Linked DNA regions of Homo sapiens: region 1 is linked to region 2. Evidence: read pairs that join two places in POLR2A ChIA-PET (ENCODE). Cell type or tissue: MCF 10A. All regions are shown on one strand. Links, peaks and the distances in the headings refer to the core of each region. The heading gives the core; the rest is flanking DNA. Region 1 overlaps CHST6 (carbohydrate sulfotransferase 6). Region 2 holds the start of GABARAPL2 (GABA type A receptor associated protein like 2).

Region 1 (2,813 bases), core at 251-2,750, 82 kb after region 2:
TTTTTGAGATGGAGTCTCGCTCTGTCGCCCAGGCTGGAGTACAGTGGCGCAATCTCAGCTCACTGCAACCTCCATCTCCCGGGTTCAAATGATTCTCCTGCCTCAGCTTCCCAAGTACCTGGGACTACAGGCACTCACCACCACACCCGGCTAATTTTTGTATTTTTAGTAGGGTTTTGTCATGTTGGTCAGGCTGGTCTCGATCTACTGACCTCTAGTGATCTGCCCGCCTCAGCCTCCCAAAGTGCTGGGATTACAGGCGTGAGCCACCATGCGTGGCTTAGAATTTTATACAACACCTATGTGTTAACTTTTCCAAAAAGTAAACATATAATAAATATGTGCCCCTCATCAAGGGAAGACTTTCAAGGGGGAGATAGGCCTTCCAGGATGGGAAAGGGCACTGGACAAAGGCTCAGGACTGCGACACCCACCACAGAGCCCTGCAGTGAGAGTCTGGTTCTTCGATGTATTTATGTATGTTTGTTTGTTTATTTATTTATTTACTTTTTGAGACGGAGTCTCGCTCTGTCACCCAGGCTGGAGTGCAGTGGTGTGATCTTGGCTCACTGCAACCTCCACCTCCTGGATTCAAGCAATTCTCCTGCCTCAGCCTCCCGAGTAGCTGGGACTACAGGTGCCTGCCATCATGCCTGGCTATTTTTATATTTTTAGTAGAGACGGGGTTTCACCATGTTGGTCAGGCTAGTCTCAAATTCCTGACCTTAGGTGATCCACCCGCCTCAGCCTCCCGAAGTGCTGGGTTTACAGGCGTGAGTCACCGCACACCCGGCCTATTTATTTATTTATTATTTATTTATTTTTGAGACAGGGTCTTTCTCCGTTTTCCAGGCTGGAGTGCAGTCACACAGTCTCTGCTCACTGCAACCTGTGCCTCCTAGGCTCAAGCAATCCTCCCACCTCAGCCTCCTGAGTAGTTGGGACTACAGGTCCGCGCCACTGCACTGGGCTAATTTTTGTATTTTTAGTAGAGATGGGGTTTGGCCATGTTGCCCAGGCTGGTCTTGAGCTTCTGGGCCCAAGCAATTCACCCGCCTCAGCCTCCCAAAGTGCCCTAATTACAGGCATGAGTTACCGTACCCGGCTGGCTCTTGGATTTAAGCCCCTGCCCTTCCTCCTTCTTACTGGATATTCATGTCTCTGAGCCCCACTGCTTCAATTAAAACAGAGAGGTATGGTCATTTCTGCCTCCCAGGGACTTGGGATGATAGCATTTAATCATGAAGACAGAAGTACCTATCACAGGGCCTGCCTGACTTGTTCTTCCTAATGTCAAAACCTTGGCCCAAATGTCTACTGTGCTGAACGTAAGGCTCCTATCAGAATGCTCTCAGCTAGGAACTGGTCTTCTGGAGACTCTGTGGCGTAGGATGATTCAACCACCTTCCTAGTTCTTGAGTTTCAGTAATAGGATCTCATAGCAGTTCCTGTAGTGTGTGAGTCACTTAAGAAGACCTCTGGCTTCCCTGGAACACAGGTAACAAATACCTTGGCTTGGGATCAAGATCCTCCCTACCCAGGGAAGGGCTGAGCTGGCCAGGACAACTGTGTTTGGGCCAGAGCAGCAGGGTCCTGCACTCTGCAGGGAGCAATCACAGGTGGGAGAAGCCCACAGCCTGGGATCAGAAGTGCCAGAAGCTTAGGAACAGGAGTCCTGGGGTCCCAGCTTTCTCGCTGTCTCTCCAAGCCTTGAGTCTTTCACCTGAAAAATTGACATCATCGTGCCCACCTCAGGGCCCGTTGAGTTAAGTCATCGCGTGGACTTGAAGCACCTAGCACTTGTGATCATTGAAGTCAGAAAATGAGTTCCCTTCTCTTTCGGCGCCCCATTGGCAGGAAGCCAACCATCGTCAGCCCACTGGCACTGGAGGAGCGTTGATCATGTGCAGAGCAGATGAGTGGCTACTCTCCCTGTCTTCCAGGTTTTCCCAGAGTGGCTGTGGGATCTGGAGTCGGCTGGTGACAGAGCTGCTGGGCATCCTCCACCCACCCCTGTTGCCTCCTGATGAGGGAAATGGGCAGAGAGGAGATCTGCTCACAAGTTAGACCCTGGCTTCTCTCAGTGGGCGATGTGGACAGGGGAAGGGGGCAGGCAAGGAGCAAAGGATGCAGGAGCAAGGAGAAAACTTCCAGGCTCCTCCCTTCCAAAGTCACCCAGCCTTGAGATCATTGCAGATGCAACAGGTGCAAACAGAAGAACACTTTGGGACCTTGGAATGCGGGAAGCTGGCTCAGTGTTCCTTCCACCCTGTGAGACATGTGTGACATTTTTGTTGTTGTTGCTGTTTTGAGACGGAGTTTCCCCCTTGTTGCCCAGGCTGGAGTGCAGTGGCATGATCTCGGCTCACCACAACCTCTGCTTCCCAGGTTCAAGTGATTTTCCTGCCTCAGCCTCCCTAGTACAGGCATGTGCCACAACGCCTGGCTAATTTTGTATTTTTAGGAGAGATAGGGTTTCTCCATGTTGGTCAGGCTGGTCTCAAACTCCCAACCTCAGGTGATCTGCCTGCCTTGGCCTCCCAAAGTGCTGGGATTACCAGCATGAACCTCCATACCCGACCTATGTGACATTCTTAAGGTCCACGAAAGGGCTGGTGGTTGGAGGCCAGAGGGTGGCCTGTGAGATACTGGGATTGGAAGAGTAGGTGGCCTGTGGGTGTCTCCTCTGGGGGGAGACTCCCCAGGGGGAGGGGTTCCTCCTCTCCAAACAGTAGCTCAGCACAGGGACAGTAACAGTAATGGGGGCATGTGTGTAAGGAATGCTTTCCCAGGCCCCCTCTTCATAGGTGTTT
Region 2 (2,813 bases), core at 22-2,521:
AGCGACGGCGGCGACTACACGGCAGGCGGGACTTCCGGCTGTCGGAGCCTAGCAACCGGCCGGGGGCGGGGCTTCCGGCGCCATTTGTCAGGGCGCCACGCCAAGGGGCGGGGCCGCACGTAAAGGGGCGGGGCCGCGGAGGACCCCTTTGGGGGCTCCTGGGCTGCGGTGGCGAAGAAGTTGGTTATGGGGACGTCTGTGAGCAGTATCTGCGACATTGCTCGCAGGAATGTTCGGGGAACTGGTGACAGGAGTGGGGTCTCGGGAGCGTTGGTGGCGGAAAACGTCTGGCTGATAGTGTAGGGCTCTTACTGAGGGCTGTTTGGGGGTGTGGCTGATAGCTGAGGGCTCTTAGAGCGGTTCATAGGGGAAGTCTGGGGAATTGGTGACAAGAACGGTCTTTAGGGGTAAGAATGACATAAGGAGGGCTTTCTAGAGCTTGGCGATAACAAGGGAGCTGTTTAGGGCGTTGACAGTTTGGGGAGTATTGCTCGGAGTGGTGACAGGTTGGGGGCTCATTATGGGAGGGGAGGGTGTTTGAGGACACTGTTGGAAGCGGCACTGAGGACAACCCGGAGGTCCGTATTAGGGACAGCCGTAGTAGGTTGTCTTGGACCTAGAAATTGAATTTAAACAAATCCCGTTTTCTTCCTTTATTCGTGAATAAATATTTGAATAAACATTTACGAAAAGGTATCACAAATGCACATTTGAGGCGGGGTACGGTGGCTCACGCCTGTAATCCCAACACTTTGGGAGGCCGACGCGGGTGGATCACCTGAGGTCAGGAGTTGAAGACCAGCCTGGCCAACATGGTGAAACCCCGTCTCTACTAAAAATACAAAAATTAGCCAGGCATGGTAGTGGGCGCCTGTAGTCCCAGCTCCTCGGGAGGCTGAGGCAGGAGAATCGTTTGAACCAGGGAGGTGGAGGTGGCAGTGAGCCGAGATCACACCACTGCACTCCAGCCTGGGCAACAGAGCAAGACTCCGCCTCAAAAAAAAATGCACATTTGAGGAGTGTAACATCACTGATCACAGACCCCTTAATTTTAACTGGCAGAGGAGTTAGAGGTGACTGTCAGACTCGGAGAATTCCCCTGAGAGCTGGTCATGAGATGGGTTTCCTTATTTGGCTGTGGGAGTGGTTTAGCAATCACAGCCTGAGCTGTGTGTGTGTCACCTGCCCGGACATATGCTTTGAGGTTCTCCAATCAGTGATGTAATGCCTTTTTTCCAAGCAGACTCATCAAGGCAGTCTGGTCTGGGTCACCATCTGTTTATAAGCTGCTGAACATGTAGCAGGAATATTCACTTAATTGGGCACATGAACCCTGCCACGTGCTTGTGATTCTGATGCACCTGTAAAGCCTGTATGTTTGAATGTGGTAGTTCATCATTTCCTACACTGGAAATTCCTGATCGATGCTGTGGAATCTAGCTTCATTCTATAAGTATTTTTGTTATTTTAAGACTGTGTGTCTGAGTAACTAGAATAGGTTTTTTTGTTTCTTTGTTTTTGTTTTTGTTTTTTGGAGACAGGGTCTTTCTCTGTCACCCAGGCTGGAGTTCAGTGGCACAATCTTGGCTTACTGCAGTCTGCCTCCTGGGTTCAAGCGATTCTGCTGCCTCAGCCTCCTGAGTAGCTGGGACTACAGGGACACACCACCACACCCAGCTAATTTTTGTATTTTTGGTAGAGATGGGGTTTTGTCATGTTCGCCAGGCTGGTCTTGAACTTCTCACCTCAAGTAAGTGATTTGCCCGCCTCGGCCTCCCAAAGTGCTAGGATTACAGGTGTGAGCCACTGCATCTGTTTGTTTGTTTTTAATGAAGTGGAAAAAATCCTTTGAATTTCCTACTTAGAAATTATTGTTACATACAAGAGCTCTGTGCTAGGTGCTGGGGAAAAACAGTGAAGAAGACAGATGACATCCCTATTCTCATGGGTGGCAGCATGAGATATTCTTGTCCCCCTGACATATTCTAGTGGGATAAGACAAAAAATAAGTATGTTAGGTAATGATAGGTGCTATTTCGAAAAATAAAGCACAGTAGGTGACTAGAGAGTGTGGTGGGATGGAATGCTAATTAGATAAAGTGCCTGGCATATTCTAGGGAACCCCTGTGGCTGGAGCTGAATAAATGAGAGAGGAGAGTGTGTTATGAGACAAATTCAAAGATATCTAGAACAAAACTGTGTTGAGCTTTGAATTCCATGCAAAGAGCTTTGGATTTTATTTAGAATGAGATGAGAAGTCAGTGTAGGGGTTTAAGCAGAGACGTAACACAATCTGCCTTTCCTTTTCAAAAGGCTAGCTTAGTAGACTGTAGGCGCTGAGGGTGGAAGCAGGGAAATAGTTGAGACACTATTGTGATAATCCTGGTGAAAGATGATGTTGGCTTTGGCCAAGGTGGGGTCTACAGAGGTGATGGGAAGCAGTTGTATTCTGGATATATTTCGAAGGTAAAACTGGTAACAGTTGCTGATAGATTGGATGTAAGACATGAGGGACAGATCAAAATCAAGGTTTTTGGAAGGATGGAATTGCCATTTACTGAAATAGGGTGGAGCCAGCTTGGGGAGTGAAAAACAAGAGTTTGGTTTTTGAGATATTAAATATGAGATGTCCAAGGGACATACACAAGTGAAGATGTAGAGTTGGTGAATGGTGCTATGAGTCTCAAATTTAGAGAGAAATATTTCAAGCTATTAAACTGGGTAAGATTAGGTAGACAGTGAGTTTAAAAATGAAAATACTTGGCCGGGTGCAGTGGCATATGCCTGTAATCCCAGCACTTTGGGAGGCCGAG

The links. Peaks named below come from ENCODE experiments on the same cell type or tissue, not always from the same donor. Only the 100,000 strongest peaks of a DNase experiment are listed, where the experiment ranks them.
Region 1: POLR2A ChIA-PET joins it to region 2 with 26 read pairs; 8 of 35 experiments call an interaction of 5 or more read pairs at or near these places.

What each region holds. Positions count from the first base shown.
Region 1 is chr16:75,482,036-75,484,848 of GRCh38, reverse strand. All of the region lies in intron 1 of CHST6 (carbohydrate sulfotransferase 6), which reads left to right. Among named protein-coding and RNA genes, the nearest start is that of CHST6, 12 kb to the left of the region's middle. In MCF 10A, for the core only: no CTCF peak of the experiment used is centred there; a DNase peak (open chromatin) is centred at 1,438.
Region 2 is chr16:75,563,582-75,566,394 of GRCh38, reverse strand. It overlaps GABARAPL2 (GABA type A receptor associated protein like 2), which reads right to left and starts at 16. Exons shown (of 4, transcript NM_007285.7): 1 at 1-16. In MCF 10A, for the core only: no CTCF peak of the experiment used is centred there; DNase peaks (open chromatin) are centred at 64 and 1,164.